Linked DNA regions of Mus musculus: regions 1 and 3 are each linked to region 2. The links are chromatin loops, found by intact Hi-C in ENCODE. Cell type or tissue: gastrocnemius. All regions are shown on one strand. Each heading gives the region's core, and the rest is flanking DNA. Links, peaks and the distances in the headings are about the cores only.

What was found. Peaks named below come from ENCODE experiments on the same cell type or tissue, not always from the same donor. Only the 100,000 strongest peaks of a DNase experiment are listed, where the experiment ranks them.
Region 1: it touches region 2 in a loop (2.7-fold over the local background); 2 of 42 quality-filtered maps call a loop at or near these places.
Region 3: a loop joins it to region 2, with 4 times the contacts of the local background. A loop is called at or near these places in 4 of 42 quality-filtered maps.

The regions. Positions count from the first base shown.
Region 1 is chr16:25,845,641-25,853,640 of GRCm38, forward strand. All of the region lies in intron 4 of Trp63 (transformation related protein 63), which reads left to right. Among named protein-coding and RNA genes, the nearest start is that of Gm24928, 150 kb to the left of the region's middle. RefSeq lists an enhancer at 1-270. In gastrocnemius, for the core only: no CTCF peak of the experiment used is centred there; a DNase peak (open chromatin) is centred at 4,226.
Region 2 is chr16:25,372,146-25,382,712 of GRCm38, forward strand. All of the region lies in intron 4 of Tprg (transformation related protein 63 regulated), which reads left to right. Among named protein-coding and RNA genes, the nearest start is that of Tprg, 91 kb to the left of the region's middle. In gastrocnemius, for the core only: CTCF peaks have their summits at 2,824 and 4,731 (motif pointing left); DNase peaks (open chromatin) are centred at 2,865 and 4,736.
Region 3 is chr16:25,524,417-25,534,983 of GRCm38, forward strand. No RefSeq gene overlaps it. Among named protein-coding and RNA genes, the nearest start is that of Trp63, 150 kb to the right of the region's middle. In gastrocnemius, for the core only: no CTCF peak of the experiment used is centred there; DNase peaks (open chromatin) are centred at 5,484, 8,396 and 8,997; H3K27ac peaks cover 1,860 bases.

The DNA of each region.
Region 1 (8,000 bases), core at 1-8,000, 470 kb after region 2:
ATGTTGAATCCCCATAACAGCCCTGCTGTGCTGGCAGGCATTTCCCTCATTTCTTTAAGAAAGAGTTATGTAACCTATGCATCAAAGCAGGGCCAGCAGCCCCACCTGTGTGAGCACTGTGTCCGTGACAGTGTGCTGGCCTTCTACTTAAACACTGTGCCCTGCAGCCAGAGGCAGCATTTCACTATGGCCACAAAATGACCTTTGATTTGCTTTCTTGTTTTATTCTTGAGTCTTTTGATACCTCATAGTCCCTCCACACTGTACAGCCTCCCGGCTCCCTTCCTTTCTAGGAAATAATACCAGTAAGATATTGTAAGTGTTTAATGCAAACGATGCATCTATGGAGTTCCTTAAATCTCCTCCCTCCCTCCCTCCCTCCTTCCTTTCTTCCATCTCACTTCCTTCTTCCTCTATCCATAAGCTTCTTACTGTTTCCTTCCCCCCTCCTTCCTCCTTTTCTTTATTGCCTTTTTCCCTTTCTCCTTTCTTTGTCCTGCTTCCTTCCAAAATAGGGTCCTACTATGCTCTCAAAATTGGTCATGCGCAATCCTCCAGCCATAGATTCTCAAACAGCTGGAATGTCACATATTATCATGCTCAACTCGGCATGGAGTAACTGCTGTTTCTAGCTTACTTTGTTGTTTCCCTATTACTTCTGAAGTCATTGAGTATACTTTTATTTCCATGGTATAGCCAAGGTTGTGCTTTTAGCTGCCAGAGCTAACTAGAATATGGAGTTTAGAAAGCATGCAGACAAAGTGGACAAGATGAAGCATGTTGCCATCTCAGATGAACTGGAAAGAAATAGGAAGTAATGTGATGATTAGCTGCTGAGAGACGTTGCAGGTAAAGGGCAGTGTGTGAAGTCTTTCCCTTGCCCCCTCCTCCCTGACCTCTCAGACACTTACATAATACTGGTCCACATAGTACCTAATTATCAGTTAGGTTCTTCCCACATGTGGTATTCAGCCTACTGATGTTTTCCTTTCTTTCTCTACTTTTTTTTTTTTTTTTTAATGCTCAGATTCATCCCATGAACCTATCACCCCACCCTAGTCAGAATAGTGGCTAAACCTAAGTCAAAATGAATCTCTAGGAATTTGGTTTACAAATGTGTTACGTCATTCAAACAATGGTTCTGCTTTCTGACCGAGCAGTATCAATATGATGAGATGGCAGCTTGCTCCCACACCGACCGACCGTGCTTCCTCCTATGGTTGACACTAGGACAAGCACTGTGTGGCAAAGATCTCTCTCCTTCTGTACATCCAGATGGCTGCAGGTGATAATGTTATCTTTACCTTAGATAGAAGACCCAGATTCAACTCTGCATAATGTCACCTGGCAAAAGTCTCCCAGGATGGCATACCTGTGCTGTGCCTTGGGCAGGTCAGGGTCAGAGATTTGTGGCTTGGGAAAGGGGGATAGAACTTAGCTTTTTGAAAGTCTTGAGAATTTCTCTAAAGTGTGCACTCTCGGTCGGTTCACTTCAATAGCAAATGAGAAGAAATATATGTATTTCAGAGGTAATTATGGAACTCCTGTGTCCATCTGAAGGCTTGTCAAAGCCATTATACTGTGCATCGGTTCTGTGTTAGTTGAGTGTATTCTGCTCACCAAACATACCTCCAGTTGTCTAGTCTGTCTTATGATCCTGTTCCCAGTTTTTATCATACTGGAAGGGGTGAGGATTTTTTGGGGGTGGGTGGGTGGGTGGGGTAACCATTGCAGTTCATTAAAAGGTATGGATCTCAATTTTTTATGCTCTTGCAGCAATCCTCAAGGATGTATATGTCTATCTCAAGTTCAGGATATGGATGAAAAACTGAAATTAGCAACTACACCCTTGTAGGAGTTAATCCAATTTTCCCCCTGAATTTAGTCAGAGAATGTTATTGATCTACTGAAAACAGCTGAGAGGCAGGTAGAGGAAGGAGGGAGGGAGAAGGGAGGGCATGATAGAAGGCTGAACACATACACTTAGGGCTCAGAGGCCTATATTGAAGTTCTCACAAAGCTACAACCATGAGACATGTTAACAGTTCTCAGGTCTTCTCAATGCCTTCTTAGATTTTGAACTATGAAAACACTTCAGGATTCAAGTTTGATCACATTTTTGTCTCACCCTCAATTACAGTTATAATTTATTTCTGGTGTATGTCATGAGTAAATATGTTGGTTTTTGCTTTCCAAAAGGTAGGGGAGAGATTTACTCTGCATGTATTCTCACACTAGCAGGTGGTACAGTAACTTGATCACAGCAGGGATCTATAAATGAACGTGAACAATGGCTTTGACATTGTGTGATGTGCTTATGTTGTATAAAGGTATGTATAGTTAATGCCCTGGATTCAAATCTGAATTTCTACCCTTACGCTACTGTAAACAAAGTCTCTATTGAAACCTCTATTCCCGAGAGTTAAATAAACAGGAGACTGAAGTGATCTATAAACTAGTGAGTGATGGCACTTTCTGTGAACACCAATTATATGCCATTAGCTTCCATATCCTTGGTAATAATCACATATTTTCTCTCATCTAAAGGGCGTATCCAGCTTTCTACTAAGAAAAGACAAATACCCCACAGACACCAGCAAATGATCATGACTCCTTTTAGAGTAGGTGTATGGACGGAACTTCAAAGAAGCAGTACTTCTACAAGGAAAGAGAAAAGTGCTGATGATGACTATAGTATCATGTTGTTAGAAATGCCTGGTCTATCACACAGGAAGAGAGCTATAGAAGCCCCCAGCATCAAATGGTTTTTCAACCCATTTCTATTCCAAAGGATATTGTTCTCATTAGGAGGCAGAGATTGAGGAATTAGTTTACCAGGAGGCATTTTAGAAAAGAGAGAGTGTATGCCTGTGTAAGCAGCGAGTTCTATTATAGCAGCATGGAAGGAGAGGGAGGGAAGCCTCCCCCTTCAGATGTGAGGCTTTGTCTTGGACTAGGCAAAAGACACAGCCCTGTGGCAGTGTATGACCCGACAGTAGCAAAAGTACAGTTGTGAAATAGCAGTGAAATAAGATTGTGGCTGGGGGGTTAGGAGAAACTGCATTAAAGGGTCATGGCAGTTGGAAACCACTTAGCTATCACTTGCCCTTAGGCTGGGAAAATGTCCTTCCTTTCCCTCAGGCTGACTCTGAGATTCCCAAGTGACCTCAAATAACCCCCAAACCTTTTGCCCCTTCTCTTTCCTCAGCCTGATCTTAGTTTATCAAGAAAGTGGCTGAAGGTTGAGACCCATTGTCCTAGATGGCTGTGCAGCTTGTGTATGGAAGAGAAACAGTGTGACTGACAGAGGTGGTGGGATAGAGGGGGAGGTTGGGAGATGGAGGGACACAAGGAGGGAGGGAAGGGCAGAGAGGGGAGCAAGGCAAGACTTGTGTGTCTCTCGTTCCATGGAGCTTCCTTATCTGCCCCCCTCCCCTGTCATCCTGAGGACTTACAGGTGTTTCACAGGAGACAATTATAAGGTTGCAAATGAGAAGTTGTGGGTTTTAAATTCTCACTTACTCCTTGTGTGATGGTTTCTCCGAGCCTCTCACTCTTTAGGGAATTAAACAGAATAGGTCCGGTGGGGGGCGGGGGAGGGAGTGAGAAGTAAAGTTTTTCTTCCCCTTAACACTCCAGAGTGGAAGAATTTCACTGTTGAAACCTGCTCTTCTCATCCTCACTGTGGTAAATACCTGGGATTGTTAAAGAGGAAAACTAGTTGCAAATGTTTGGTCAGCACTGAGAAGAGAATCTTTTCAAACTTTCCTCTCAGCCCTCTGAGTTATTAAAGTGTATGAACATTTAACTGCTCACACGGCAGGCAATTCACCTCTCTTTAGCTTTCTGGCCCTGGTGAATATGATTTGTGGTAATACGTGAAAACTAGCTAACTATGTATTGAGCACCCGAAGACAAGTGCCTGCCACAGTCAGCTTTGAGAAGGTGACTGTGACCGTGTGCCTGGCCAGGTCTGGCTAACATGGGAACACACTGGCCATCGAGACTAGACAGAGGAGGCCATTTCACTCTGCTGAAGAGAAGGTTGCAAAATCACCAAGCAAGTATGTCAAATCTTTCTTAACTGGCTTTCCAAACTCATATCCTTCGGCAAGTAGGAGGCTGGCAGGCGCCACCCCAGCCACTGCCCCTGCCCAAGGCTGGTGCCAATATGCTTCCCTCCAGCTGCGAAGGCAAAGCTGTCTCCCCATTGGTGGGTGCCCTCACACAGCCACAGAGTTGGCTATGACCTCCAGTCAAGTCCCAGGGCACGTTCCTCTCCCTGGAAATGCTTCTACGGAATACATAACCAGTATCCCCTGATCCCCACCTGCCGGGCAGTGGACCCACTGGTTGGTCTTCAGAGTAGGGAGAAAGCAGACAGCCCACCTGCTTAATATCTGCATCTGCGGGTGAGGCCCCAGGAGGAATGTGCCGCTCCCAGCCTCAGCTCAGGTAATTAATCCCCACAACTGACAGGTGGCAACAGGCTGCCCTTTGGCTGGGGCTGTCAGGAAAAGTGCTGGAAGGAAAGATTTTTTTTCCCCCCCAAACTATCAAGAGCACAATTCGTACATGTCTGGCAGCTAGACTACTGTGGCAGGAAGAGAGGTGGGGAGAAGGAGTCCCTGCCAGGTGGCTGTGGGGCCAGTGTAGGGATTTGTTCCAGCCTGACCCTTCCTACAGAGCCAGTAGATTATGGTAGCCAGCGATCTGCCTGTGTGAGCTCATTTCCAAAGCCTTTCTTCTCTGCTGCAGATAGAGCTTGAAGGTGGAACAACTCATATTACTCAAGAAGTTGGGGTCCGAAATGATCTTGTCCATACGATTCAGAAAGTCAGTAGGAAGGTAGAGACTTTGTGCCCTTGGCTTCCTGTTCCTAATTCCAGGAAGGAAAAAAATAAAGTATTGCCTGATCCTCCCAGGAGCATAAGTAGCTGCTTCATGATGGATTTGTTTGTTTGTTTTGTTTTTGTTTTCTTTGCAGAGGGAGAGGGAGTTTAAGACAGGTTTCTCTGTGTAGCCTTGACAGTCCTGGAACTCACTCTGTAGACCAGGCCGATGCCGAATTTACAGAGATTCACCTGTCTCCGCCTCCACTTCTGGTGTGTGCCACCACTGCCCAATCCCAGTACTCCAGCAGAGATAGACCGATCTCTGTGAGTTTAAGGCTAGCCTGGTCTACAGAGTGGTTCCCAGACCATCCAGGGCTACATAGATATTTTGGGTTTTAACAACACTTCTGATACTCACTCCCTCTCTGTCCCCTTTTCCTTTCTGGTGTTTTGGTAAACAGTGCAGCATAAAACACTCACCATCTTGAATCTTGTTTAAACTCTTAAAAACAAAATCTATTCCTGGATGTGTATGCTGTCGTACTGTTTCTCCAATGAGTTTTTAGGGAATACAGTCCCTAGTTTAATGTACTCATACACTCTTGTCACTCAATGTGCTTTTCTCAGATCGAGCCTGTGTGGCTGAGCACAGTGCCTTTGCATGTTAGTAAACCAGATGTAAGGATTAATTTCCCAACCCTGGATGAAAACTTGTAGGTCGTCATGTCATGTATGTCCCCCTTCTTTCCATCTCAGTCTGCTGTGTGTGACTCTCTGTTATCCCGCCACATACCAGCTCTTAATTTTCTTCTCCCTCAACCCTGTGTGGGTTCTGTGATTTTTTTTTCTTTTGTATTAATTCCAATTATGACTTTACCACATTCTTACCATTATAAATATGGCTGTTCTCAAGGATATAGTTTACAAAGGAAAAACGAATTGGTCACTGAGTGCTTCAAGGTAGCACTGAAACAATTGGAGACAGACTTCAAACTTGCCCTCTTAAGGGCTTATTTGGGATGTGTGGCTGTGGCTGCTGCGGACACTGCCTGTTTTTCTTGTTGTGTGCTTTGGGGTACTTGAGGCACTACGAAATATTGTTGACCTCTTGCATGCTTTTGGGGTCTCTTCAAAGGGAAACCAGGAATTGGAAGTTCATCTTACATTTCCTCGTAGTGAAGGGGAGTTATCCTTTGGGTTATTTGTAAAGTCGGATGCTTTTCTTTCTTAATTCTAAATCAACCTGAATCTGCTCATAATCCAAGGAATAAAATGAGACTTTTCTCTTTATTGGTGTTTTTATGTATGCATTAGATTTCTTCCCCTCTTCTTCAGATTCAGACACGTTCTCTGGGTAGGTGATTTGCTCCAATATTAGTAAGGGAAAGGGTACATTTTTGGGTAGATTACCTCCCAATGAGTCATGATGTATGTAGTATTACATTCAAAGAGAATGTTAGAATATTTCCTTGTAGTAAAATACCATGACAGATGTAGGTTGATGTAGAATGAAGGTTCTAGGATAGTTTTGACATTACGTATTGGCTCCATTAAGAAGAAAAATGATGAGGTAGGTTATTGATAATCCTTGCAGGGAAGTTCATTCCACCTATATTGAGGTCAATATATTATATTTTTCCTGAAAGTAACAAAGGAGATAACATATCATGGGTTTTGTGCTGTTTTGATGTAGGTGGGGATGGAAGGTCTTAGCTGTGTCTGTGGGAAAGGGAGCTGCTGAGAGCACATGCAGGTGTGTGCTGAGATTAGCTGGCATCTCTGTGTTATACTGAATTACCAGTCTTGCAGCCAAGGGTGTGTAATATAGAATGTCACTGAGGCAGGTGCTGCCAGTGGGGTCCTCACCACCGGAATGCATTTCTGACCCTCCCTTCTATTTGCAACATATTATTAAGCAAAGGAGCTGAATCTGCCCTTGTTTCACCAAATCCCTTGGAATAATTTTATTTGAACATGATATTTGGCTTTAAGCAGATCTCCTCTCTATATGCCAAAACCTGTCCCCTTCTTTCCCAAAACAAAACAAAACTTCTGCAAAGCTTCCCTTTCTATGTGGCCAGGGATATTGTATAGCATGAGAGAATTTAACTCAGCCACCAGCTATCCAGCACCTTGCTTCCAGGCCACTGGAGAAATAATTTCTTCATGTTGGTATTTAAACTCCAGTGACTGCCTAGGAGGAATTTGGTTGAGCCTTAACATGAAATCAGGCTCTTCCTTTCTGACCAAGAGCTGACGTTTCTTTAGCATGAACAGAGATTAGAATTACAGATGCCTATGTGTGCATTTATGCACATGCTGATTCCCAGTCTTTTGTGTGTTCCTAAAGTGATTTTGCCAACATTTTATCTCATGCTTACAAGTCACTTGAGTAGTGCGACCCTGAAAACTGTTTTGGTTTTTTTTGTTGTTGTTGTTGTTGTTGTTTTTGAGATTCATCATCAATGATAACATATTCAAAGTAGAATAACCACTGGCAACCCTGTTCAAACCACAGCCTATAAGCAGCTCCCAGAAAATTATAAGTGGCCTTAAACTATTATTACATTATTATTTTAATCATTTTATAATCCCATACAGGTCTCAGGCATGAGCTTTGTACATGAGGATATATTGTCCCAATGGCATTGTTATGCATGGGGTGGTAAGGTAGCTCAGTGGGTAAAGACATCACCTGCTCAAGCTCTGACCTAATTTAGTCCCCTAAATCCACACAAAGGAGGAAGGAGAAAACTGACCCCATAATGTTGTCCTCTGACTTGTGCATGCATACTGTGGCAGAGAGTTGAGTCCCATACATGCATTATAAATACAATATAACAACAACAACAATAATAATTGTATATTTCTGCAAGATCCCCTCACTAAGTACCCACATTTTTCCATCTGGATGACTAATTCAAAGTCTCAGGGAAATATGGGAGTTGTCTACACCTACTTTGGGTGTCACATGTTCTCAACTTCTTTGGGGAAGTCAATTACTTTTACTTCTGGGACCAAATTATTTCAAATGTCCTTTCTTCCTTTTCTCTCTGTCTTCTCTATGATAGCCTTCAGTTGCAGGATTTCATGTTAAGGCCCTCATAGAGAGCCACACCTGCCCTTGCTGCCTCACCTAAGTCTGCAGCAGGATCAGCAGAAAGC
Region 2 (10,567 bases), core at 1,336-9,335:
GGGTCCAATAGGGTAGTTAAGGATACCCTCTTCCCTCCCCTTTATAACTAATGTGGGACTAAAGGACAACAAAACAGTGCAGGCATTCCCTCTATACGCCTGCTCTGCCCACTTTTGGTCTTTCTTCATCAAGAGAAAAGATTTGCCATTGCTCATAACATGGGAGCTTAATATCATTTGAAAAAAATGTATGTTCATGTATGTATGTATGTATATAAATATAATATATAAGTATACATATGTAACATATATTTACACATATAATATACAGGTATACACATATATGTATAACATACATATATGTGTACATATACATGTATATATGTATACATATATACTTATAATACACATATATTATACATATATGTAAGTATACATAAGTACATACGTATATATGTATGTATGTATGTGGTGCACATATACAAGTAATATGTTCCACATGTATTAGCTTTCTTTTACTTTCTATTCAGTTTATTTTGCTTGTTTTCTTTTCTTGGATGATGATCATTTCTTTTTAACTATCTTGGAGATAGAATAAATACTAATGGGTAGCCAATCTTGAAAGCCACTGAGTCCTGGAGCAGAGAAGGCAGGTAAACAGGTCTGCTCTGTGAGGAGAGGGGTCTTAGTCATCCCCTTCATTGGGGGTCTACTCTGTGACTCTGAGAGTGGGAGTCAGGTTTCTGATGGTAACAGCAACAGCAACGTGATGGCTATCCCTAAGGCAATGGAGCACTATTGGTGAGAGATCGAGTATTTATTTCTTGATCAGAAAGTTACATATAAAATTGTCCCGATGAACTTGATCGAATGCCCCAATTCAGACCAAACAAGAAATGCATATAAAAGGTTCAAGGCACGATTTTAAAACCACTACATGGTCACATGAAGCACCAGTGGCTCTATCTGGAACATTTAATGATGAGAAGTGTGTTCTCACAAAAAGTAACTTATAAACAAGAAGACTAAGTGATAAGTATCTCCTGATCTTTATGGTTTATAAGTCAGGGATGGTGGGTCACTGTGGCCTGTAAAGCTCCAAACAATATGAACATTTTCCTAACTGGGATGCCAAGGCAGGTGGATCACTGTGGTTGGAGTCAAGCCTGGTCTACGTGACTTCAGTGCAGCCTGTTGTGCATTTTGTATGATAACTGCCATGTGTTTTTCTGGTGACCATCTCTTTCCTTTAATAGTAAATTAGAATTGTAAGCACCTAGGTCTCAGAATCAATGGTTAGTTATGGCAAGTTCGATGTGGCTATGCAAGAATTGGAAGACTAGTAGCCTTCGTAGGAAAGAAGAGATGAAATATATTGTCCCTGTCCTCAGTCTGCTTGAGATCTCATTGTGTTCTTACGTCTTATGAGACAGACATAACTTGACAGCGCATCTGTGAAAAACGGAAGAGAGAAGCTGCGGGAAGATCAGGCGATCTTGTTTTAGAGCTGGGAAGTTTACAGATAAACATATTTTGACCTGGAAGAGGGATGTGGCTCCTAGACTGAGGAGAAAAATTTGCCAAACAGATAAGAAGATGCAAATGTGCAACAAGTTGCTTAGGAACCACCACAGGGTCTCCTGGGTAACTGGAGTATACACAGAGAGGATAGACAGAGGTGCTCATACCCACGGCCTGCGCTGACAGTCAGGACAGAGTGTTTCATTTATTTTGTTTGGCTAATTTGAGTCAACTATTTTAAAGCCTGGAGGCTTTGCACACCTTTTTGTTCTACCATGTACAGCACAGCATCTTGTGTGACAAGCACGTAGCTCCGTGCTCAGTGCATGTTAAGTGCGTAATTGGAACTGGGTGGTATGTGTGATGGATTAGACCACTGAGAAAAGTACCACCAGGTCTTTGAACAAGTCCAGGTGAGAAGGATTGACAGGAGAGTTATACATAAAATTCTGAGTTCTCACCCTCTTAAAGGCACAAGATCACTCAAGAGTTGCTTGAAAGGGTGTAGAGTCTGAATCAGAATTGCCATGGGGTTTAGAGACCTACCATCCTCAGAAAAGGTCAAGCTGTATCACAAGTTGTGATGACAGGCAACAGGGGATTTTGTCACGCACACCCTGACTTTGCCTCTGGGCATCAGTGCCAAGAATGCCCTGGACTTGATCTTGATCCTGGGTGTGGCCCTGTCCACTCACTCATAATGACCAGGGAGGCGTGTTGACAAGCATGGGTGGATGCTGTAGGATCTCGGAGCTATTTCTTGGCAAGCTTTTGTGGGGAGGCGTTCCCCAAATGCCACAATCCTGTTATTTTTGAGCAGTGGACTAAACCCAGGTGCCTGATTGGACAAGACCACTCCCAATTTCTTCCAGATAAATATTTGGTTGCCAAGAAGTTATATTTAAATGAGAAATACCTCCTTAGGAAGTTGCTGCCTAGGGATTCCGGTACACATCAGGATGGATCTCACCCCTCCCGAGGAATGCCTGAGCAGACCCTAAATTTACTTGGCACTCACTGTATAATGCGAGGACACCTGCTTTGCGTTGTGTCAAAGTCTGTTCCTCTGGATAACAAGGAAATATTAGAGATGAAGCTTTTCTTCTGAAAGTGCTGTTAGCCTCCAGTATCAGGGCAATGGTGTCAGGACAGACAGGAGCCTGAAGCACAATTAGAGCAGCCACTAAAGACTTGGGGGCTCAAAGGAGAAAGTGGTTTTCTGCAGAGCTGGCTCTTTTCTAGCAATCTGTCCTAGAGTCTAGAATCTTGGGTTCTTGTTCTCTTGAGTTGCTCTCGCTTGCTGTCAATCTTTAATGTTACATTAAAATGCAGCATATCTGAAGTCCATGTAGTTACCCCGGCAGCTGCTGGGTGGCAGCAGACGTGCTCCAGCAGTGGTTAAGGAAAGTGCAGAAGGGCAGAGCTGCAAGATTCTCTGCACACTTACCTCTGTCCTGGTGGGACACACACACACACACACACACACACACACACACACACACATTCATGCATGCATGCACGCACGCAGGCACAGGGCAGAGACAAATGATAGCTAATTTTGAATTTTATAAAGAAATTGAGGACACTTGTTATGAAACAACCATCTAAACAGTAAATACTGGGACATCTTGAGTCTCTTTGTTGCTAGGCTGTGTAGGGTGTTTCCCACTACACTTACAGTTCTGTAAAGAGATGGGTTGTTTTCTTTACACATGAGTTCTCTGAGTTGCATCAAAGGAGAGGCACAGCCTTAGGCTCTAGGGTACAGAGTTGAAATGGCCCTGTTATGTTGAGGCTGTGCATCTTTCAGAACTGCTGATTCCTGGCTCCATTTAGGGTGATGGCTGCTGCAGCCGCAGCTGTACCCATAATGGTATATAACTGAAGCTCGTCCACATGCACATAAAACATAGTGGCCATCTTGCTCCTTCACTGAGGTCCCTCAGTTGTTATAAGCTGTTACAGGAATCTAGCAGAAAGGAACTGACTCTCCTGGCCATTGTGCTTGCATTTAGTTTGTTTGTTTGTTTTTTGCCATTTTTATTAGATCTTTGAGAATTTCACAAAACATATTCATCTCCCTCCCCCGACTCCTCCCAGACCTTTCCCACTCACCTAACTTTGTTTCCTCTTCATTAATTTAAACCCATCAAGTCCAATTTGCATTGCCATGTAGTCCTGGAAATGTGACTTTCCAGGGGACTGTGGTTGACCCACCAGGGGTTACAGCCTCAAAGAAAACTGTTTCATTACTTCTCTACATTATTGACCTATAAATCCTTTTCTCCCAATCATAATATTTGTGTCAGAAAAATTCTGGAGATAGAGGGACCCATAGAGACTATATAAGACCCAGAAGGGCAAAGCAACTTAGGTAAAATTACAGTTACAGAGACATAAACAACTGTGGGGCCCTGACTACTCAGGAAAACTCAGGCTTGGATCACAAAGCAAAGTGGCTTCACATACTGACTCTTATTTCTTGTCAGCCAATTCTCATCAGTAAAGACGGAAATTAATAACAGCATTTCAGGGATGTTGGTCAGTGTAAGCAGGTACTCTATTGGAAAGCCTAGTGGTTTGCTCATATGCAGTCTCTTGAATTTGGTTTGGACTCTTGGTGAGATCATGTGTTTTACAGTTTACAGCACAGTTAACCCTCCCCACCTGGTACAAGAGTACAACTCAGCCCTTGGTGGGAAAACAGTGCAAACAGTCCCTTCAGAATGTCTTCACGTCATAGGCTAACCAAGTTATAGCATGCTTTTCCCATATGTAGTTTAAGCATCTATTATTATGTTTGGGATATGCTTTGGCTTGTATTGCCAAACCTGTATAATTAAGTGTTATATTATAGTGGGCTCCACAGCATTGGGCAACGAAATGAATTCTGGCCTTGTAATCAGCTGAATTTTGTGCCAACTCTACAAGGCACTAGCTCTGTGATTGTACACGAATTTCCTTTCGAATCCATAAAGTGACAGTTCAAAAAAAAGAAAAAGGGGATATGACCGATTTTCAGATCTCATTTGCGGGGATTTTCTTCTGGGAATGCATCGGAGACTCCTACTGTCTGTGTAAGGTTTCATGTTGACTGCTGAGATCACTCTTCTAATCAAATCCGCTCAATCGTGGATGATTAAGATGATTTCCCAACCGCAGACCTCTCCTGCTCAAAGTTCTCTCTTTAAATTTACTGCCAGAGCTCAGTGGAGTTCAGTAGCCAGCTCAGATGCTGACAGACCTGGGAGACAGTACCGCCTCCTACAGGAAGGTGGCGCGAGAGACTCTTCTCATAGATCAACCAGGAGGCTAATGGCCTGGAATGGAATACTCACAGAATCAGTAAACTGGTGACCATTCAAAGCAGACTTCCCTTTTCGGGCATCCGGACTGTTAGTTGTCCAGCCTCAGAGGACTTCTGGTAAAACAGAATTGACTTGGGGAAGACTTTGCTTGTCATGATTTTCCCTGAGTGAAGTGGAAGTCAGCTTCTCTAAGAGTCGCCCTCCTCCCCCTTCTCTTCCTTATCTCCATGGAGTTAGGAGTCAGCCCATTAATTCAGTATCTATTCAGTTCTTGCAGTGTGCCAAGCATGCCAGAGCTGAGCTCTGGGGAGCAATGTGTGAAGTATTCGTTTTTCCGGGGCAAACGGTGAGATTGGAGAAGTATTAAGTATACGGCGTGTGGCAAATGCTGATACTTGTGACCCAGGTGGCACAGAAGGAGTGAAGGGGGCTCACTCAGAGGAGGCTACAGGAAGGATTCTCCAAAGATCCAGAATTTGAAAAATGTTCACTCTCTCCTTCATTTCAGTCCTCCTTGAGCTGATTATCCTGGTAGACAGTGACAAAGAGCACATTCTGGGGGGGGGGGGGGGGGGTCACACGAAGACTGGGGACACGAGTTCTCAACCCAGGCTTATTACTATTGTCCCTGCACAAAGATGGATGGAGGAGACGATCGGAATAGGTTGTTCAGTCCTTGCTGTCTAATTGGTCTCCGTCTCTCTTTCTTTTCCCCACTGATTAGCCTAGAAAAAAAAATCGCTATCTTTCCTAAGTGTTGGCTTTCTTAAAGTTCAGTGTACCCCATCTTCCATGACATAGACCTTTATTGGGGGGCCCTTAGCTTGTGGTTGAAATGTTCACAGTTCTTAACTGGAAAACACTGTTGAGAAAAGCCACAAAAATTGTGAACGTGCCCAGGCATATTGGAAGCTGCCCCCAAGGTCTTTCCATTGACCAGCACAAAGACTATGACGAAGGTGCTGTCTGCCCACTCCTATGTGGAAATCGTGTTGTGTTTGTCTAGAAGCCAGAAGGAAAAAAAATATATGTTGAAAATGGCCTGATGACAGCCTATTTTGAGATACAGATGCCTTGCTACTTCAAATCCTTTCTTGCAAAAATTCTTATAGTTGAAAGGTTTTCATTGGTCTGAAGTCCAAGGAAATGAGCGTCCTTCCTTATCTAATTTAGCTAGACTGACAGTTTGCCTGTAGCTATTGGGAAACAGAGGGCTACTCACAGCCATTGGAGTGAAACCTCTGGGATATGGGATACAGTTCCTAAGTTTGGCCACAGAAATGATTTTTTTCTTTAAAAATGCCCCAGAATGTAATTATATGTCTTTAAACTGGATGCATTTCCAGATCAACATCACTGTGGACTTGGGGTGGGCAGTTCTATATTTATAGAAGTTAAGCTTTGTGAGACTGATCTTTTTTTATTTTTTAGAGGTTCTCATGTGTAAAATATAGAAGGTGTTCTTCATTGAGGCATGGAACCTGATAGTATCACGCAGACTTCACCAGGCCCAAGGTGTTGAGGGTGTCTCAACCGGCTGTCCACTCAGGAAAATACTTAAATGAACTTAAAATAAAAAAAGAAAAGATCTATTTTTAGCTCAGTTTTTATAGTTTATGTCATCTCTTGGTCATGTCTTGAGGCCTGAGATGAGGCAGCCATGGCTGAAGTGTTTGATGAAGAAGTCTGCTCAGGTCATGGTCACCAGAAAGCAAAAAGAGGAGAGGCAAAGTTCAAGGTGGTGTCCCTGTAATCTAACTCCACCTTATTGGGTCCATCTCCAGAAAGTTCTAGTATGTCCAAGAACTGCTATAGGCTGTGGCCAAGCTTTTACCACATGGCCCTCCTGAGAACACTTAGCATCCATACCATAAGACAGGGCACAGAGTTTCTAGAATATTTTTGCTTAGCTTTGATCACTATTTTAATTTCTTCTTTGAAGAAAGAATACTATATTTTCTCAAGAATATAACTGGAAAATTTAGTGAATAGTGTATGTTGGAAACTGAAGTCATAGTTGACTCTTACAGTCATAGCCCATAAGTAGGTAATTTATCAAATATGTGCTAGGATGAAGGTGTTGTATGTGTGTATGTATGTCTTTTTATTACCCCAAGAAGAAAAGAACAGAAGGCCTGTGGGGAGATTCTGGGCCTTTTCCTTATTGGCTGTACTCCTCCGAATCAGCCTTGTTCTTGACAGCTTGACTAAGACATGAGGCAGCATGCATAGAAATACTATGCGAAGCCAAGTTCAAACACGTTCTTAAAAAAAAAAAAAAAAAAAAAAAAAAAGCATGCACAGCACGTGAATACATCTAAGTCGCTACTTCAGCTATTGAAGTGCTGTGGACCTAAGTGATACAGCCTTTGCTACTAATGATGCCTGGGGTAATAGCAGAGATAACTCAGGGATGTGGAAAAGTATGCTGTGAGGTACAAAGTGATTGTGGCAGTTGAGCTGAGTCCATACGCTGGCAACAATTAGCTATGATATACCCAAGAAACAGGAAGGAAACAAACAGACTATGGCATGGCCTTGGAGACTGGGTACAAATAGGTGATTGGAATTTGATGAACTTGGTTAGTAGAACAGGCTTCATTACCTGAAACATGGGGTGAGACTAAATCCACGCGGTGAGAGAGGGTAGAGCATCTCGGGAAATGGTGAGCTGATGGTGTTTTTTATGATGGATGCTCACTGCCCTCCCTCCCTCCCTCCCTCCCTCCCTCCCTCCCTCCCTCCCTCCCTTCCTTCCTTCCTTCCTTCCTTCCTTCCTTCCCCCATCTCCCCTTTGTGAGAAACATAATTACGTTGGTAGTTATGAGAGTTGGAGTGCCTTTTATTTAGGTAATGGTAGATAGTCTTGGAAATCTTCCTAGAGGAAGTAAGTTTTAGATATTGGAGAAGGACTTTCAAGTGGAGGGAAAGATAAATGCTGTTCCAATAAAGACTGCTGAACTCATTTGTGGAACTGATAAGATATGAATACTAGGAGGAATATTTGTGTGGAAAATAGCATAGCGGAGAGTCAGGGAGAGTGGGAGAGTTGGGAAGCCACCACGTTAGAAAGGTACTCAGGACTGAGTGTCTGACATATTAATAGAAATAGCACAGTAGTAGACTGGTGGCCTTATGGGAGAGGCATACCCCAGATCTTGACTTCATGCTGGAAGTGGAAGTAAGAATGAGAATTTCAGAAGAGGAAAAGGCACAAAAAATGTTAAAATAAATTAGACTGAAATTCTGGGATGGAAGCAAAATGCTTCTGGGAGAGATGTATATGTCAGGATAAACTGGACCAAGGGAATTGCACTGGATTTCATGGTAACAACAGTGCAACAGAAATTGTGCAACAGACATAAACAAATCATCCCATAAAATCATTCAATGGATGATTATGTTCATGTTTAGCTTAGTTATGGTATCAGGATGTTCCTCCAACACAACTGTCCAGATACTATCCCAAGATCTCTTTTAAGTATTGTTGGCTAAATGGATCTATTTGGGAAAGTTTAGGAGGCCGTGCATATTCACTGCAAAGTGTAAAGACCAGACACTCTTAAGAGTCCCCAGCCTTTTCCTTGGCTTGGCTCATGGCTCTTCTAAGTGAAACATTTGTGATTATTTATGATGACAGGCCTGACACTCTGCCTGAAATGTATACCTGCCCCCTGAAGCAATCTGCTTCCTTGGGAAGAGACCAGGGGAGGCAGGGTTTCACCAAAACAGCTCATTTTCATTTCTTTCTCCTTACTTTTGGTTCTTGGGTAAAATTGGTGAGTACTGGACCACATCTATATTTTTAATGGCCACCCCCCTGCCCCATGCTCTAGAGATGAATCATGGAAGCGTTCCCTCCCCCTTTCCTCCATATTACTTCATTTCTAACTCCATTTCTGTCTCCACTGTAATTGCAGCGTTGGGTGCGATGCTGCTTGAGAAGGAATTAGCTGAACTGTGGTGGTTTGGCAACAGAAAGGTAGAGAGGAAGCAACAGGGAACAGAAGGCCTGTGTGAAATGTGTAGTGTGTGGCTTTCTGCCCAACAAAGGCCACTTCCCCTACCATTTCCAGCTCTCCTGAGGCTTTTAAAGCATCAGGCATGGGATGGAGGTAAGTTCATATGGAATACTTACGCAGTCATAATTACCAGGCTATGAAGGAAGAACCTTAAACATACACATATAAACACACAGCACCTTATACTGTAAGGTCCCAGGGGAATTTCAAAACCACATGCATATTTCAAGAAAACAGTTTATCAGAGAGGTGGGGGGGAGAAACGGTGGGAGGGGATTTACATGGTCTAATAGGTAGGTGTCAGAATAACCACACATGGTAAGAATGAGGGAAAATATAAAGCACTACTGAATTTGAAGTCATGTTAAAATGCATTTTTCATTAATGACTCAAGACTCTACAAAAAAATGCATGTATCACTCATTAGAATTTTGCAGTGGGCAGACATTTATTTGTCCAACACAGGGCACAGGAGAATACATGGAGGGTTGAAATCTTTAAGTTTGAGATACCAATTTATCAATGAGCAAGATCTGTTGGAAAATATATAGCCAGCTTCAAGCCATAGCACCTGCAGAAACAAATGAGGAGTAGGACTTGGAGTAGCAGTCCATGGACGGAGTGCATTCTGCAGCTCCATCATCTAAGACCTTTGTTCTAGCTGCCATACTCACAATGGAACCTTCACTATCTCCTCAGGCACCCTGGCCCATGGCTGATGAGCTGTAATCCTCACAAGTTTTCAGGATGCAGAGGTGTAGCCTGAGGGTATCGTGCCCACTCTATAACCACACTTTGCCAAACCACACTTGGAAAGTCTGATGAGTTGGCCTTTCACATTTTCTTCCCCTTTGTCCTTTCATCATGCTGCTACCTAGAATGAGAGGGTGGACCTGAAGCTGGAACCCCATTGCCAGCTTTAGTCATCCTGCGGTCAGTGTTCTCAGGAAGATTGTCTATAGGATGAAATAAGATTCAAGGAACTAAACCAGAGATCTGGATGTGTTGGAGGTCAAGGGTGTTCTAGTCTGGAGGTCAGTAAAATTTACTCCCAAAGGAGATGATTCTAAACACATTAGACCTATGGACCATGCTCTACCAGTTGCATGGGCACTAAAGCCTGCTGTACAGAAGCAACTATAAACAAAGTGCCAATCAATTAAGGAATCTATGTCCCAGTACAGTTTTATTTAAAACAGACAATAAGCTAGTCTTAGCCTGTGGGCCCTAGTCTATCATCTTCCCCTTGAGTGAATGGACAGTTAACATAGTGGAGGGCGCTTCTCTAGAGAGGCCTTATCCTGTTCTGTTAAAAACCCTATATGGGCATGAGAAAGTTTGTGGTAAAGATAGCATTCAGTACATTTTCATATTTTAGGAAAGAGAGAGAGAGATTAATAATATACCTTATGTCAAAGTTAGGATGCAGAAAGAGGCAGGCATGGCCTAAAGGTTGATCGATGCCTTTGACTCTCAATTATAGCTCTACTTCCTTCTATTTAGGAGGAATCTTACAAACTTGTGCAAAGTATTTGACATTCTTATCCTTCCTTTCCCCTCCCCTTCACATCCCTCCCTTCCCCACCTCTTCTCTTCCTTTCTCTTCTCTTTTCTTTCCTATCTTTTAATATAGAGTTTCACTACATAGTCCAAGGCAGCCTTGAACTTGTGATCCTCCTGCCTCAGTCTCCCAAGTCCTGAGATTACAGGCATGCACCATCTTCTCTGTCTCAAGTAGATTTTCTTCGTCTGTCAAAACAGCCATAATTTTATCTG
Region 3 (10,567 bases), core at 1,049-9,048, 150 kb after region 2:
TTCTAAATATAACCTACTAAGTCTGCATACTGTTACATATATAAATATTTTTAGGAATACTGTCATGATTTTTCAGAATGAGTCATGATGTGTGGGAGGCTCCCCCTAATCCTTGTTAAATAGAACATGCCAATCTTTTCAGTTTTTAGATGTAAGATGGAAAAAAGTGCCCCAAAAGATAGATGTAAGCACCCACAGCTACTCTGCAGCACATCCACATGTAGAATTGTGCTTAGGCATTCAATAGTGCACTTCTTGCCCCTTCTAAATTATGCAAGAAGAATTTCCCTAAAACACTACCTCATATGAAGATGTGTGCAGAAAAACTGATGTCTCAGAAGACACTAGGTCTTCTGGTCTGGACCCATACTTACCTCACTCATGATTAACTACCCTGAGTGGTACTGGACAGGTCTTTGAGTCACACTGAGCCTGACTGTGCATTTATCTTAGTATTAGCAATTTTGAAAACATATTGCAGTCTTGATGCTGCTTTGAAGGTGAGTTGCTTTATCAAAGCAAAATCAAACCCTTTTAATACTAGAGCAGAATTATAAGACAGATGTGTCAATGTGACAAAAATCTTGTCTTGGTTAATGTTGTCAAATTGACACAAGCTGGAGTCATTTAGAAAGAAGGAATCTCAACTGAGGAAAAAAATGTTTCTGCAAGAATATGGGTCATTGTCTTAGGGCAAGGCAACATTTAATAACCGTTGGCTTACAAGTTCAGAATTTCAGTTCATTATCACCAAGGCAGGAAACACATCAGCATCCAGGTGGGCATGGTGCTGTAGGAGCTGAAATTTCTACATCTTCATCCAAAGGAAGCTAATAGCAGACTGACCTCAAACAGCTAGGAGGATGGTCTCAAAGCTGACCCTCATAATGACACACTTCCTCCAACAAGGCCACACCTTCTCGAACAGGGTTCCTAATAGTGCCATTCCATGGGCCAAGCATATTCAAACCACCACAGTAATACTGTGAGCATTTACATGATTAATGATTGATGTGGAAGGCACCTAGCCCACTGTGGCAAGTGCTACTTTTAAGCAGGTAGTCCTGAATTGTATAGGAAAGCATGAGGAGCCAGGCAGTGATCAAGTTTCCTTCATGGCTTATCCTTCAGTTCCTGCCTCCAGGTTCCTGCCTTGAGTTCCTGCCCTGACTTTCCTCGCTGATGGAGCAGGATCAGAACATTGCTAGATCCAACTAACTCTTCAGTGCTCAACAGATGCTGTTGTCTGTGATGTTTTATGACAACCATAGAAACTCTAAGACAAGCCTGAAAGTTTTAACCTTAAGGAAAGAATGTTCAATTTCTCAAATAAGTAAATGGTACAATTTCATATCTCTTCATTAATAGTCTTGTCCTTGGTTCTGATTTCCTTCACTCAAGAGTGAGAAACTAACCACTGAGAAAAATGAAGGACAGTAAGCACCACATTCTCCAAGCACCACGTGGAACTATATTGCCAATGAGACTGTTTTCAAGAGCTCTTCACAGTCCCCAGAAGAAAGGTGTCATTTTATCATCTGATGGTATTAAGATAGAAGTCTCTCCAGGACCTTCTGTTAGGGAGACTGCTTCCATTGAAAGTAAGAACATTGTGGGGGTGGATATTGGTGGGGAGGGAATCCTGAGATGATCAGATTACACATTTGCATAAGAACACTGAGAGAAATTGCCAAGCAAAAGCAAATCCATATGGAAGAAAAATGATGTCTGTTATGGTAGCAATGGACTTATTATTTTACAGTTAATGACAAAGCTTCAAAACCCGAGACTGCCACAGATATATTAATAGTACAACAGTGAATGGAACTGGCCAGCGTTTAATTCTAGGTACCAAAGTGAACAATTCCAGCAACATAGGAATTTAGAGAATGTCAGTGACAATTCTGTTTCCACGTTTTTATCCTAAATAGAAAATCATTCATTTGGACATGTCCTGGTTTTTGTTTGTTTGTTTGGTTGGTTGGTTGGTTGGCTGGTTGGCTGGTTTTGTTTTCACTAGCTAGGCATGTGATATTACAAGAGCAAATACAGGGTTCTAAGAGCCTTAATTATTAATTTGAATAATAGAAGTTTTTCAACTTACATTTGTTTTGAGAAAGAGAGACATGTAAGTGCAAAGTATTCAGTCAGAACAAGGCTATCACACAATTGTTCTTTAGTGTTTCCTTAAGTTTACATGAAGAGCATCTTTGGATTTAATGCAATTTTCAGATCACTAGAACTCTTAGGTAAGGATTATTTTCTAATATAATATTTATAATAGTTAATTTTCTGTTATAACAAACCACCTGAAACTGAGTAATGTAACAAAAAGACTTGTTCTTAGTTATAGATCTGGAAGATCTAGATATAAAATGCAGAAAATGGACTCGTGTTGTATGTTAGAACAGATAATATGACATAGGAGATTAAAACTTACATAAAGTTATAGGAGCCTGGAAAATTAAATGTTTCAACATAAAATTTGAGAAAACATATGGAAATTATGCATAGCTGACTAATACACTCAGCCAACTCCTTGGCTCTCAGTAAATGTCATAGAAAGCAGACAATTTAGTCCCAGATGCCAGTAGCTACACACCCAATTGTTAGAATATTAAAGCTCTAAAATAAGAAACAGACAAATATCTAAGAAACAAGTACAAATGATCAGTGCAATTGTTCAACTGAGTAATTCTGGATGAGAGCACTAAAGATCATTTCATTTGTAAAAAATCCAGACCGGCGGTTAGAATGAAGAGTAAATCTGTGAGACAAGTGTAGACGCTGAGGCATATTTCCTCTTTCCTTTGCCTGCTGTTTGCCTGACAGGGTTTGTTTCCATAGCTGTTAGAGTTACTGTCTATTGTAGAAGTTTATCACTGAGTGTCTAATAGCTTTGAATAAAGTCTAGAGCCTACACTGCAAATGTGTTTGTGTGTTCCTCATGCTAAGTCTAGTGGGGTTCCATGTTTGGTTAATATTCATATATCCAGAATGTGATGACGTATCATGTAGCTCATAGTAAACACCCCAGGCCCATTACAGTAAGTGGTGCTAACTGGCGATATTTAGTCTCTTCTACAAGAAAGGAAAACCACTTCCTAGTCCTGTAACTCCTATTCCTTTCCTTAAACTTTCTGACCACTAGCTCTGGAGACACTATTTCTACTTTAAAATGTGTTGGTACCTACCTTTCATATAATTTCTCTAATAATTGTGTAGCCACCATTCCACAAGAAAGGATGTTAGTAGTCTAACTATAAATACAAAGTCCCAGTGGTTATGCTAGGTGTGAAATGTATTTCTATAGGACTTCTCTTGCTTGTATCTTTAACTAAGCTTTTAGCTAAACATACACAATCTGGATGTGTATCCTTCCCATGATGCAACAGAAACAAGAACTAGGAGCCAATAATACAAAACTTGAAGTTTTGTGATGGAAAACCTGGTCACCTCTCAAACAGTTCACCATTCAATATTCCAACTTTTGTCTGTGTGAGAGATTATCTTCCTGATAGGAGCTGGCACAGATTCTAGCTTTCCAGGTCCAGGAGGCATTTGAGAAATGTCCATGATATAGAAGAGAAGTAACCACTGTTCCAGGTTATGCAAGTTCTAACTTCCTTTAGTCATCTCAGACAGCTAAATCCTTTAGTCTCTTTGCCATTTTTTTTTTCTGTTCTAATGAGGAAATTGCTGAGGAAAGTGAACTGTTCTGCAATATAAATGGGCTAAGACAATGGAGTCATAGTTGTCATGTGATTAAGCATCTTTTAAAATTCTGTAACTATTGCTATAGATTGGTTTTTTGGATCCATCTCAAAGTCCTTACATGGTTAAAAATAAAGAATAAACTTTCTGTAATAACTTTCACCTACTGCAACTACACCAGTTGAACTGTGGTTCATGGACTGAGCCACATGGGTCTTTGGGTGCTTTAGGGTTATAATTAAAAAGATGAGAAAATTAAAAAGCTGCAGTTCAATTAAAGTCTGAGTGTTTTGGGGAAGGTTGCTTAATAAGGAAAGATTTTGGCAATGGTAAATTGTGGTCTGTAATGAGCCAATTGTAGCCTCAGAATTTATCTTTCCTTCCTCATTCTCTACAAGCCCCAAACCTCCCATGTGGTCCAATCTTGGATCTGTTCACAATGTCTGTGAATCCAAGTTCATCCATCGCTTACACAATAGAAAGAACAGTCTTTTCTTTGGCTCTCGTTTTCTCCCATATGAATACCTACACCAAAAGATCATGAGCAAGAAATGTACCACTATTTGCATGTGGTAACCAATAAATAGATTCCGAGTGTCCACAAACACAGAGTTAAGTTAATTTCTTTTTATCAAGACACTATAATAGGACCATATATAACCAGAGTTCTTCTGTGTACTGATGTTTTAAAATGTCTCTCATATATATTCAAGGTGTTAGGAGATAGCTCAGTTGGTAAATTTCTTGCTGTACAAGTATGAGAACTTGAATTTGATTACCCAGAACACACACAATAACATGAGCATGCTGTTGTATACTTATAATTCCAGTACAGAGGAAGCAGAGATAGGTAGATCTCTAGGCCAGCCAGCCTAACTGGGGAGCCCCAGGTTACAGTGAATGACCCTGTTTCAAAAAACACCAAGGCTCTAAAGAAACAATACTTGGCAGCAACCTATGGTCTCCATTGGATACGCACACACATACATGCATATACCCCATACACATATATAAATACATGCTTTCAGTCATATACATACACATATATACATTCACATATGTGTACTGTATATAGTATATATTTAAGTATATATACATATTCAAGTAACATATTCAAGTATATTTGCTTATGTCAAAATATGCTTAGATGAATGTGTGGTTCATATGTATATATACATACTAAAATCCCTCAAATTCCTAAAACTAGCATTTTGCTCTTATATATCGGGGACAACAAGAACAACCAGTGGACCCCAGTTATTTTTAAACAGTGAGGGAGATGTTCCGCATGCGTATTTCCCAATAGCTGCAGAGAACTTACTATTGAAGAAAAGCTCATGTTTGCTGAAATTGAACCCATAAACCTCTTTTAACATCCGATTAACAAACTTCTTTCCGGAGGGTAGGAGAAAGAGGAGAGGTGAGGTAGGGAGGAGAAGCCTGAAGTCCGCTCAGATGTCCTGTTAAGTGGAATCTGTCTGAGCATGCTGGGCTTAAGCTGCCAAACATCTTTTCTCAAAGAAATACTGGGGTGCTACTGCGAGGGCTGATGAAATCAACCTGCCCAATTCTTTTTGTCTCCTTCCCTCTTCCACCTCCAGCACATTGTGCAAGGGAAAGTTTAAACCATCTTCCTGTCAGGTGGAAGGGGTGGGTAAGCACCAGGTGGCCATGTCCCTGTTTCTCATCCTCAGAGTGCAGCTGCTGGGACAGAGGGCCAGGCTTTGGCCTGAGGCACACGCTGTCCCTGCTCTGAGGGCTGGCTGGGCACACTGTGCTCACTTTGTATCCAAAAGCCTGGGTATTTGGACTGGGAATCCAGTTTCTTGTGCTGTGGGGGTTCAATGATTATTAGGAATGCATGGAACACATTCATTCTTTTGCAAGAAGAATCTTCCCTGGCAAGGCCAGGTCAGAAAGCCCATGGGGACTGTCCTGAAAACTCATACATGGCAAAGAGCTTTGACACACCACTAGACTGCATGGGCTCAATTCAATCTAGTCATAGACTGAAACTTTTAAGTTGATTTTAGATTGTGTGTGGTGTCACAAACAGGCAAGTTTGAAAGGCTATGTCCTCTAGACAGAATGTCTGCTTGGGTGACAGATAGACAAATCCTCTGTGTATTACTTTATTTGATATTACTTTCTCTTATTCACGCAAGGGCTGGGTTTAGGTTTGGAGAGAACCAATCATCCTTTATCATTCTAAGGTTGATACTACTCAAACATAGGTATCTATGCCTGCTGAATCCTTCACCAAGTCAATAATTGTACTTCGAGTAACAGTTGACATGAGGCATGCTAAATATCAGAATAAAGAGACTTTATAATGGTTCAGTGGCTAGCTGAAATTTCTACTTTGGTAGAAACTGCTTTCTTTCTCTGAATTGCATTTTTTTTTCTAAAACTCCACCTAGGTATGGAATTTTCACATTGCCATGAACCAGTTTTACTATGAAAGTTAGTCAAGTGTAGCCATGCTATAGATAGCAGTTGCTTAGATGAAATCAAAGAAGGAAACCTACCTACAACATCTAAGGTAGCTGTGGAATTCTGTCTTTCTCCACTATGACTGATTTTATTTGAGATGTTCCTCTGTCATGTCACTGTACCCACGTTGCTATTGAGGTTTGTGTGTGTGTGTGTGTGTGTGTGTGTGTGTGTGTTGCACTCCCCAGTGGTACACATTGACAGGCAAGCCAGCATGAGAAATATAATACCAGAAATGTGCTTCCACACATGAATGCGAAACTTAAAAGGAGCTTGACAGAGCTGCTTCGCCACTGATCGGCCCATTTTCTCTCAAACTGGCTGAGTGTTGTTGATACTTTTCGTTTCGGTGTATCTCAGTTGCCTCTTATCCACCAATGATGAAGTCCTCGAGCAAAGGAGAGTCCTCATTTCTGAGAGTCTACCAGAAGTATAGAACTGATCAAATTAGGTAATATAATATGAGTGCCTTACCCTAGGAGGAAACTACAATAGCCTGTGGTGATCAGAAAATGAACAGATATGTAGCCTAGTCAATATGTAATGGGAGAGCTCTCATTTAAGTTGTATTGGTGAAAATGGAGTTATGTTTGAATGAAACATGGAGAACTAGGATAGCAGCACTAAGTTATCAAGGTTTGAAAGGCATGTGTGTATGTGGGGGCAGGTTTGCATAAATAACATAGTCCACAAAGTGGGAAAACAATATACCCAGGCTGGTTGATGAAGTCAGATTACAGAGCGCCTTGGGCCCCGGTGTTTAAACAGAGAGACGGGTGAGAGGCAACAAGAGCCAGAGTGTGTCTGAACTTCAGGAATGTCAAGTGAATAGAAAGGAGCACAAGCCTATGAAATAGTCCAGAGAGTAGATAATAAAGGATGCCAGGTATTGTGGAACACACTTTTAATCCCAGCATTTAGGAGGTAAAAGCATTTGGAACTGAAGGTCTACCTTACATATACAGTGAGTTCAAGGTCAGCCTAAGCTCCACAAGAGCCTGTTTCTTCCCAAGTCAATGAAAAAATGTTAATGTCTATGTCCAAGTACATGATATAATTTACTTAGAGATATAAATTTCATTGGGTTATATCTACCACAGGAGCAGGATGTCTCAGACTTTGTCATTGATCAGCTGTAGGAGTCATGAAGGGAAAACAGGATGATAGAGTCAAGTTATAAAGGCATGTAGCCTGACTTAGAAAGCCACAGAGGTCATTGTGATCTGAGGTGTGGGTCTAGTTGACCTTCATGGATACAGCTGAGAGTTAATTAAACTAGCAAGACACGAGCTGCAACTCCAACTCTGTGTTTTCTTTCTGAGTTGATGATTCACTGTTGCTATTGAGAGGTGAGTTGGGCCATGGGTGAACAGGAGCAGTCGGCAGTGAAGACTGAAGGGCAAAGAAGCAGGAAGATTTCCTTGAACTCTGCTTGCACTGAAAACCCTGAGCAGAAGCCCAAACTTGTGGCTTTCTTGGATCTCTTCAGATCAGAGAGCTGCCCATTCCAAAGCCACAGCACTTCTTTTGCGTCTCAGTTACACCACAGGCATCTGACTCATAGGATAGTCAGCCATAGAGGTCAGTCCTGCCTTAAAGCAAGTCTGGAGTGGAGCACTCCTCGGCTTCAGTTTACCTTCTGTTTAAATAGGTCTTGGTCATGGCACTGTTACATTGAAAGGGTGGGCTTATCTTTGTGTTGTATATAATCAATCCTTTATGAACTATAAACCCATAGATCATTATTGCCCTTATTGTAGAGAGTGCAAAGAATAAGTGTATATAAGGGAACAGGTCCCTCAAAAAGAAGAACCGTTCTCAGAACGAGCCGAACGAAGCTTTTAGAGGTTACAGACACAGTGTCCAGGTCAAACCTCCGACTTCCTATTAAGCCTTTATTCCTTTTTACCATCCAAATTAATTACTTCCTTACGCTTCATATTTTAAACAACCTCAAAAATGATATACTATCTGGTAGAGGAAGGTCCTATTTCTTTCCTTTCAGTTTTAAATCCAGGTTTAAAGACCCTTTGGAAAACTTGGCAGCCACTTTGGAAATGGGCGTGAGCTTACAGGACAGCATCAAGGCTGAATTCAGTACAAGAGCACTGAGCTGTTTCATTTGCTGAAGCTTCTGGTAGGTGTTCTAAGAGATCAAGTGTTAAATCAGGGGGTCCCTGTCTGCTGGCACTGCCCAGTTCCAGACAGGGAAAAAGACAGTCAAACAACTAGGGCAAAACCAAATGAGATTAAGAAGACATTTTCGGCTTCATTCACTTTCTGGATGAATAAAATACTGGGCCTCCAGAGTTTGGCAGCCCTCATGACATGTTAGGAGAGAAGAAAAGAGAGCTACTTCTAAATGGGCCATTTCCCCATAGTGCCAGTGAGCTTAGAAACTTTACAAAGAAAAATGGGACAAGTCTTTCTCACTCTCATTAAGCACCCTCAAACACCAGTAGCCTTAACAGGAGACTCCAGGAGAGGCAGATGGAAGTGCCCTGACCCAGCACACTCAGGACAAGAAACTGCAGGGATTGGGGGTCATTGCCAAGTGGTGAGATGAACCTGATAGGGTTCCTAAATAACAGCATGCCCTCAGCTGCAGGCCTGACTTCATGCTATTCCAGTCGTGTGACCTGTCTCCTCCAGGGATCTAAGATAACACTTATCACAGCCGGCTTTGGGATCCGGTTGCTTGAATGTGTCCCTGCTTTCAGCACTGAATATGAGAGCAATGACCATGACTTACTCAACTCTGTGCCCCAGAACACTTGGCATCAGCCCTGGTCCTCGGCAGATGCCCAGAAAGTGTGCAGAGCTGGTTGGAATTTTGGCAGGGCTTCCTGCTTCTCATGGGTAAACCCCATGGGTCTTCTTGTCTGATTTGCAAAGGATAAAACATTTCATTTATTAGAAAACTGGGATCTGATTTTTGAGACCCTGATTCTAAAAGAAAATAGAACTGGATTTTCCTTTCCATACAACCCTGTCCACAGGACCCTGACAAGTCTATTTCCATTCCATGCTCAGTTTTCTATGGGTGGTTAGAGAGATTAATATATAAGAATCTCTCAGTTCTAGACCTTTCTTTATATTATTTTGCATTGTAAGTTCAAAATTAAAACCCCACTACCCAATTTTCCTTTCTTCCCTCTGATCCTTGACATGATGGCATTATATCATGTTCTAAATTTATACAGAATTATTAAAAAGATATCATAGTGGAAAAGAGCAAGCCTGACACTGTTGTCATCATCCCTTCACGGGTTGCCACCTTCCAACCACTGGATAAAGCGTCTTTTATAAGTAGCAGGACATTTTTTTTTCTCCCAATCCATTGAAATATTTTTAAGACTTAAAGCTTTTAACTACTGTGTTCTGGGACAGTTTCACACAAGTACATATGTGTACTGGCTTCTGTCATCTTTTATTCTTTCCCATCTCTTTTCTTCCTTTATCTACTTCTGATCTTCTCTAGAAATCTATATTTTTTACATCTATGTCTATTTATCTTGTTTCGTGACTCACTGAATTTAAGCATGGATTTCTGTGTCACCATGTGCATGCAGATGTCTTTGGGAGCTGGGGCGGGGCCTAGGGGCTGGCTCAAGTGGGTCCATTTTGCCTGGCTATTTGGTTTCGAAATTTACAGGTTCACAGAGGTGTAAGACAAATGTTGGTTTCTTTCCTCCAGCAACTGCAGAGTATGAAAAGTAGACAGCAAGGAGAAAGCATCCAATCCAGCCTCAGCTTCTTTTCTTTACTACAACTGAGATGTCTGGTGTCTTCAGGAACAAGCTATTATCCTCAAGTTCTGGTGGGCCACCAAGAGGCCAACAGTATAATGGAATTATCATTATATATATATTTCCATATGAGCACAAGAGCTTGTATTTACATTTCCATATGAGCACAAGAGCTTGTATTTATATTTTTGATGGTCAGAGAAAAAATGTCAACTTAAGGATGTTAGGAAATTCTTAAACTATCTCAGAAAGAAGCTGTGTAGAGGCAAATACCAATTTAGACTAATACTATTTATTTACTCTCCCTGGGAAATATGACTAATAACACTTTATAACATTTACAGAAAATGAAAATGGAAAACAGAAAACAATTGAAATTTTCAGAGCTAAACAAACGTAAAAAAAATGTCATACTATGAAATAACTATGAAATGAAACTACTGAGAGAACCCTGCTATAAAAGATGAAATGGACATGTGTTTATCTCATTGATTAAAGACTTAGTCTTATTTGGGCACATCGCTTTACCACATTGCACAGCTAGACTTAATTAATAGTCACATTATTAAGTTGTGCATCTCATCAGTTCAGTCAGGTTTAGCCACTTGAAG